Linked DNA regions of Homo sapiens: region 2 is linked to region 1. The links are chromatin contacts, found by Hi-C or POLR2A ChIA-PET in ENCODE. All regions are on one chromosome and are shown on one strand. Each heading gives the region's core, a stretch centred on a gene start or an enhancer-like site at or near the end of the contact. The rest is flanking DNA. Distances are from core to core; before and after follow the strand shown.

Evidence for each region. A loop is a pair of places that touch in the nucleus more often than their neighbours do. ChIA-PET counts read pairs that join two places held with the same protein, here RNA polymerase II (POLR2A). Pooled maps may share reads with other maps.
Region 2: a loop to region 1 is called in a map of GM12878, with 4 times the contacts of the local background. The contact joins the promoter of INAVA here to the promoter of KIF21B in region 1. A Hi-C loop is called at or near these places in 8 of 168 maps with a recorded cell type or tissue (B cell, CD4-positive, alpha-beta memory T cell, Caco-2 and 5 more), 36 of 37 single-sample maps with no recorded cell type and 15 of 50 pooled maps. POLR2A ChIA-PET finds 5 or more read pairs at or near these places in 13 of 52 experiments (B cell, CD4-positive, alpha-beta T cell, Caco-2 and 10 more).

The regions. Positions count from the first base shown.
Region 1 is chr1:201,021,847-201,025,352 of GRCh38, reverse strand. KIF21B (kinesin family member 21B) reads left to right here and starts at 1,639. Exons shown (of 35, transcript NM_001252102.2): 1 at 1,639-2,010. The coding sequence starts at 1,970. LOC101929305 (a long non-coding RNA gene) reads right to left here and starts at 1,404. Exons shown (of 4, transcript NR_188464.1): 1 at 1,268-1,404. RefSeq lists silencers at 914-1,071, 1,423-1,782, 2,183-2,232 and an enhancer at 2,837-3,444.
Region 2 is chr1:200,893,312-200,896,817 of GRCh38, reverse strand. It overlaps INAVA (innate immunity activator), which reads right to left and starts at 1,918. Exons shown (of 10, transcript NM_001142569.3): 1 at 1,731-1,918. RefSeq lists enhancers at 491-1,001, 1,002-1,513, 1,514-2,024.

The sequences.
Region 1 (3,506 bases), core at 390-2,889:
TAAAATACCTTGTGTAGGTGGTCCATATGTGTTAGTCTCCTCCCCACGAATTATTTTGGTTGGAAGATGGGGAGGAATGTTGCAGGATATGACTGCAACATTCTGCTAACCTCCTGGTCCAGGAGAGGTGATCCCCTGGCCCCAGGGAGAGCTTCCTCTAGATTCAAATGCTAATAAAAGGTCCAGGATACCACCAAGACCTCTTCTCCAGCCCCCATCATGGGGGCACTGCTGGCGGTGCTCCTCCTGTTTGCCATGGGGATGAAAAGGATGTGTTGATTGGCCCTTGAAATTTGCCCTTGAAATTATCTTTGGTTTTGATTTGACCTTAATAGGTCAAGCCAAACAGGGATCTGAGCTACTGCATGAAGCAGTTATTGGCGGGGAGGGGGGTGTGAGTGGAGGAGGGAAGGGGAGGAAGATGGTACCAACAGATGCATCCTCAGACCCCAGTCCACACCCTTGCCAAAATCTCTGACATGGTTTCATCATCTGAGGGTAATGTAAGAGGCCTGGAGTCAGACTCCCCTTCCTCCCCTCCCCCAGAGATCCCCATCCACATCTGGGGCTGCAGCTGGGTCCTCCTCTTGGGCCCTTTCCAGGGGAGGGAGCTGGGTGAAGTGAGGGCAGCTGGTGAGGGGCCCTGTGAATGGCCCCAATGTTGGGAGGCAGGGGGCAGGGAAGAGGCGTCTGGGCTCAGAGGGAGGGAGATGGACTGGGAAGGGAATTGTGACTTTGCAGCACTGGTCTCCTCCTCCATCCAGGCCCAGCGTTAAAGTCTCCATGGTCCTCCTTGTCCTTTATACCCATTCCTGCAGGCAGCTGCCCTCCTTCCCTTCCCCACCCACTTCACCGCCCAGCCTCTCTACCCAGGTGCTCGGAACTGAGGGCCCCCTTTGTTCCCTCCTTTCCCCCAGGGCAGCTCAGGCCTCCCACACTGACCCTCTGGCCCCACAGCCACAACAAGCAGAGTGTGAGCCAGGCCCAGTGGGGTCATCTGTGGGTCATAAAGGTCAATGGGACAGTCGTCTAGCAGTAGGGAGGGGCTAGTCTTGGGCTAGGAGCCTGGCCAGGAATCAACTAAAACATGAGCTTTAAGATGCTGCAGGGTGGAGGTGGGGGAAATTTTAGTTAGGGGCTAGCAAGAACTCCCTTCGAGAAGGGTTGGCGAATTTACTGGAATAAATGCAGAAGGGAAGCTTTCCTGGCTCTTTTGAACTATAAACCGTCAATCGCTGTGGGATCCCCGGGAGACCAGGGTTCTTACCATGCTTACCCACGAACTCGCTCTGTAACCTTCGGTAGTTCCCCTCTTTGAATCTCAGTTTCTTCATTTATGAAATGAGGGTCCCATTGAAGCCGAGGTTCTGCTACTCCAGGAGCCGAGGTTCTAACGTGGTCTGCGTCCAGCGCCCCCACCCCTACTCCCACCCCTACCCCCACCCCCACCCTTCAATCCCGCCCCCTACCCCCAGCCACCCCGTGGCCGCGAGCCAAGAGGTCCCTTTAAAGGCGCGAGTCCCGCCCCCACTGCTCATTAGGGCTTTCGATTGGCGGCTCCTGGGCGGGGCGGGGCCCGGCCTGGGCTCGGGGCTGGCTCGGGGCGGGCTCGGGGCCGGATCGGCCCCCGCCCCCTTTGTTCGCGCTGCGGCGGGAGGTGGCTGCCGGGTGGGAGGTGTGTGCGCGTGTGCCGCGCCGTAGGGAGCGGCGGGTCGCGCCGCCGGCTGTCAGCTAGCTCCGCGCCGCCGCCCGATGGCGCGAGGAGGCGCGCGGGCCCAGCCCCGGGGGGCCGGCCGCGGGTGAGCCCCTCGGCCTGCCGCCCGCGAGCATGTCACCTCCAGCCGCCGCCGCCGCAGCCTCCGCCAGCCGCGCCCGCGCCCCCGCCTCCCGCAGCCGCAGCCGCTGCCTCGGGCATTGGCCCCCAGACCCCCGCCTCTGATCCACGCCCAGACCCTAGCTCCAGAGGGCCATGGCCGGCCAGGGGGACTGCTGCGTCAAGGTGGCCGTCAGGTAGGGACCCGGGGCGGGGAAGGGGGCGCGCGGAGAAGCCTCGGGCTTTGTCTCGCGTGGGCTTTGGGCGGGGGGCGCGAGCACCGCTTGGGCTGGAGCCTGCACTCCCGGAGGAGGGGCCGGCGTGGGACGGGATGGAGGGCGCCGCGCGCTGGCCAGTCTGCCGCAGGGGAGCGGCGACCCCGCCGACTACTGGAAGGTGGCTTTGTTTGGGTGGTAATTTTGGGCCCCTCTTGGGAGCCCTTAATGATCAGAAAATCGAATAAACAAGGAAATCCGGTATTTCACACCCAGCTCTGGCCCAGGCCGGAGCGTCTGTGCGTTTCCTCTTCGCCTCCCCACGAGGCTGCTGTCTCATACGGGGATACCAGAGAGGGAAATTTCCCCTCATCCATGCGAGTCAGCTAGTTATGTGCTCTTGGTCCAGCTAGCAAAGGCAGCACACCCACCCTGGGAGCCAGATCTGCAGACAAAGATCGGGTGCGGGGACCAACGGAAAAGCTGGGATGATGCCTTGGCCTTCTGTGGGAAGTCAATGGCTTTGGGGGAGAATCCTACCAGTCCTGTCCCAAGAGGAGATGGGCCTAGGAAGGGAGGAAGAGGTGTATCTGAGGTGCTTCTCTCTGAGAGGGCAGGAGGGTGTGATGCAGATGCCCCATCCTCAGGCACTCAGATAAAATTGAGCAGGGGAGGGTTGCCTAGACTTATCTGGGGTTCCATTCTCAACAGCTCCGGGACTTGAGCCGGCAGAAATGAGACAGGGAGAGGACATGGCTGGGTGGGTTCTATTGGGAGGGGTACACAAAGGTGCAGGAGCAGGAAATGCTGTGAAATTGAGCCATCTGTGTTCTTTGTGCTGGGTGGAGATGCTTCACACCTCACCACTTCTCCCAGTTTTTGCTTTGGGTTTTTCTCTTTGAGAGGGGTGTCTTGGCGGCAGAGTGCCAATCTGGAGCTGCTCACCAAGGTAGGGATGTGGCAAGAACATCTATCTCTGCCCCAGCCCTGTATGATGGAGGGGGCGGGGGATTGTCCAGGTCTAGGGTAGGTCTCTCAGGTCTCTAGATCCCTTGGGTCATATGTGACCCAGATTCCAGGGGTCCTAGGAGGTTGCTCCTAGACAGAGTCAGAGATGGCAATGAAAAAGCTTTCTTCTTCCTGCCCCAGGGCAGATGCCCCTTGCCACGGCCACCTGGCCAGGCCTCTGCAGCCCAAAGAGGAGCTGACACTGATCAGTGCTTGGGTGAAGGGAAGGAGATTGAGGCACCCCCACCCATGCACCCTAGGCAGCACTCAAGAATCACTTGAGCACAGCTTTCCTGGCCCTGAGCAGCCAGAGACAAAGAGGAGCCCTGCAGGTGCCTGGTGGGCTGACTGGGGCGGGGCCAGGCTGCTGCTGGGGCTGACATTGCAGCAGGATCTTGTGGAGGTCGAGGGAGGGGTGCATGGCTGGGGGGTGGGAGTGAGAAATGTAAATATGGCATCTGCAGCAGATT
Region 2 (3,506 bases), core at 669-3,168, 130 kb after region 1:
CGACAGAAAAGTCGGCCTTGGGAAAGCTGGTAACAAAGCAAGGCCAACAGGGAGAGGGGACTGCTGTCAGCCAGGTCCCTGGTGATACCTCTCCACCCATCAAGATGATAAGAGCAGGACGATCAAGAACTTTTATAGACCTACATAAACAACACAGCAACCACAGGCAGCAACAATCAAACACAAAGCCCTGAAAGCAACATGTACCTTGCACTTTGGAATTTCAATTATTCAAGGAAGTCTAGAGAATGCATGGGAGAATTATTTTTTTTAACTTTATGGGAGGCCTTTGCAAACATGCCAAAGTTCTGAAAGATTGGCCATATATTCTGGAACCCCACCCCGCAGGATACTTAGGATGACTATTAGCTCTGCACTGTCCATCTGTCCCAAACTCTATCCCTCGTAGAGATAAGAACAGGACAGAGGAGCAGGCAGCTCACCCCCACCCCTTCCCACCCACCCTAGCCATCCTCCCACCCTCCCCAGAAGCCAAGAGCAGGGTGCAGCCAGAGGTAGGAAGCAAGGTGGTCTCAGCTAGCATGCTGAGTGTGTCTGCTTTGCACAGAGGAGGAAGTAATGTGGGAGGGGAAGCCATTAATTAGTCACGCTTGCTAATTAATTATTAACCACTAAGTAGTTGCCTTGGAAAGTTGGGCCAACTCAGCCCCTGCTTCTCAGGGGCTCTGAGACTGTTGCAGAGGAGTGGGGACTTACAGGGACAGAGGGGTACCTTAGCACGCCTCCCGTCTCCGCCAGCTTCCCCTTCTCCCAGCTCAGCCCAGTCTCTGACTGCCAGCATCAAAGGGGAGGCACTGATCTTCCCAGTGGTCCCAGCCTGATGCTGGGTCCTCTCTGGGATGACTTGCTGCCCCAAGTAGAGCAAAGAGAACAGCGTCAGATGCCCAGAGCCCCTGGCTGTGGGCTCAAGGCTTGGTTCTGCTGCGGTCTGTACTACCTTGGGGAAGTCACCAGGCCTCCCGGGGCTTCCTTTCCTCCTGTGCACAATAAAGACTGCACAGTGTCTAAAGCCTTTCCAGGTCCCCGGTCTGAATCTCGACCTCTTGGTCAATGTCAGGCCAAGAAGGAAACCCGTACAGCCACATAGCGGACCCTCACATCTGCCTCTGCCGAGGCCGCCCTCCACAGCTGTAGGGAACCTGCCCCAGAGTCAACAGGTGAGAGCGAGGGCACCACCCCCACCCAGGAGGCTATGAGTCTTAAGTGTCTAAGGCATTGCTTTTAGATAAAGGCAGTTCAGGTAACATCCCCACCCCCTCCCTAACACAGGGATCCCTCCTGGGCCTCTTCAAGCTCCAGTACTGGGCCCTAAAAAGCAGCCCACCCGGCTGAACAATGTCCCCAGAAAAAGGCAGAGGAGACCAGAAGGGGCACAGAGGGAGGGAGGGAAACTCCAGAGCACCTTCCCTCAGGCCGGGCCATGGGGGATCCTCCTCTATCCCAAGTGTGTCCCCCAAAGCCAGGTCTCAGGCCTGCCTGTCCCAGCTCATCTCTGCTTGCTCTCCCTCTGGTGGAAACTAAGGCCTAGGCAACCACAAGAACAGGCTCCCGTCCAAGCCCACCAGCACCCCTCTGTCATCCCTACACACCAGACATAGGCTGGCGGGGGTGGGGGTCGGAGGGGGGTGATGGCCACTGCTTGGGCTCCTCCACTCCCAGGCCAGCCTGCTCTCAGCCCCAAAGACCCATTCCACCTCCCCCGCCCTCACCTGCTTCTGGGCTTTAGTCCAGGAGTTGAAAAACAGCCCCTGCTTCCAGTCAGGGGGCTCAGGGCCCTCACATGTCGCCTCAGGGTCTCCCAAGCCACAGGCCTGTGCTCTCTCTCCAGCTGACGGAGCTGCTGGCCGTCCGTCCGTCTCGGCTCACCTGCCTACCTTGCCGTCCCTCCCAGGCTGCCGGGCCAGGGGAACCAGGTTACTTGTTATGACTTGAGTCAGAGGGGAGGAGCAGGTGAGCAAGTCCTTCCCTGAACTAATCCCGTGCAACTGGTGCCAGCAGGCAGCTCCTGGGCCTCTGCACTTCCGGGGGGCAGGAGGGTAGCAGGGAAAAAGGGGCTCCCATGGAGGAATCCCCAAAGAAGACAACAACAAGAGTCATGTCTTCATGGCCTCAAGAGACCCTAGTACAACATTCTGAGCTGTGAGGTACCTGCGTGCCCTCCTGTCCTGACCCTGGCTCTCCCTGCCTTCCTTTGACCTCAGTTTCTCTTTCCAGAAATTGAGGCCTGTTAAGCACCCCGGAAGCAAGGTGAAATGTCCACTGTCCATGGAAAAAACAAGCAGGACATTTACAAACTGACAGGGATGGGTCACTGCTCTTCCCCACATATGGAAATGAAGACCAAGGCCTGGGTTTTATCTCTCCCGAGTGAGGATTTTAAAACCTCAGGCAAGGCAGCTGGAATTCCAATATGCAGAAGTTCTAGAATCCTAGAGAGAGAGGATCAGGCTGTTCTTTTTATCCCAGACATTGTCCCCCAAGGGTATCGAGGCCATCACTTCTCTGTTGATTATTTACATCCATCCCCCAGCAACGCATGTTCATGGGGCACTGACAGGCACTGACCTGAGCCCAAGTCCTGTTTCCTACTCCACAGGAGGTCCACTGTGACCCCAGACCCTAAGTCCACTCCCCAAATGCAAGGAGCCAGAGACCAAAATGGAACTTATTTCCTATAAAAAATAAGCCTCAAGATCTCCCATCCCACCGACCCCCAAGCAAATGGGAAACTGGAATCTAGCCTATTTCAAGGCGGAAGCAGAGCTAACGCTGACTGTTGCCTGGCCTGTCCCCAGCAGGCTGCACCCCTCAAGTCTTCATCTTACCACCTCCCTTTCCCCCCACTCTCTGATCTTCCCACCATTCCCCCGACCCAGATTCCAGTGCCTCAATACATGTCTGGATTGCTTCCCCTCCCCCAGCCCCTAAAAAGTCCTGTCCCCACTCCCTACCCCCAAGTGCAGGGATGACAGAGGAAGTTTGCTTTCACCAGGCATCTCCTGTGGAGCGGAACTCATGGGGCTGGAGTCCCCCAGCATCCCCCACTGCTCCGGTACACACACCCAGCACACCTTCACATTCCTGTACACACCCTTTTTCCAAACAATGCTAGCCCCAGAGTGCTCCAGGCTGACCACCTCATTTTCTGCCCAGGCTGAGGCTGAGGGGCCCTAAGAGGGGACAGTTCTTCCTCCCCCCGCCCCATTGGGAGCTTGTTCTCTGGGTCTCCCAAAGAGCCTGCAGCCCTGCCCTTCCCCAGTCCTCCGTGACACACCGTCCCTCCCCATAGAGGCTTGGCACTTTCTTACAAAGTCAAACAGAGAGGGGTTGACTCTGGGCATAAGCGGCCCTTCCTCCACCTTGCCCATCTCCAGCTCCAGGTGGGGGTTGGTGGAAGTTTCTACCAGCTGTGAATTGGCTCACAGTTCACATTTCTTGAGCATAAAATAAAATTAAGAAGATCACTAAAAAAGTCAATTATATGA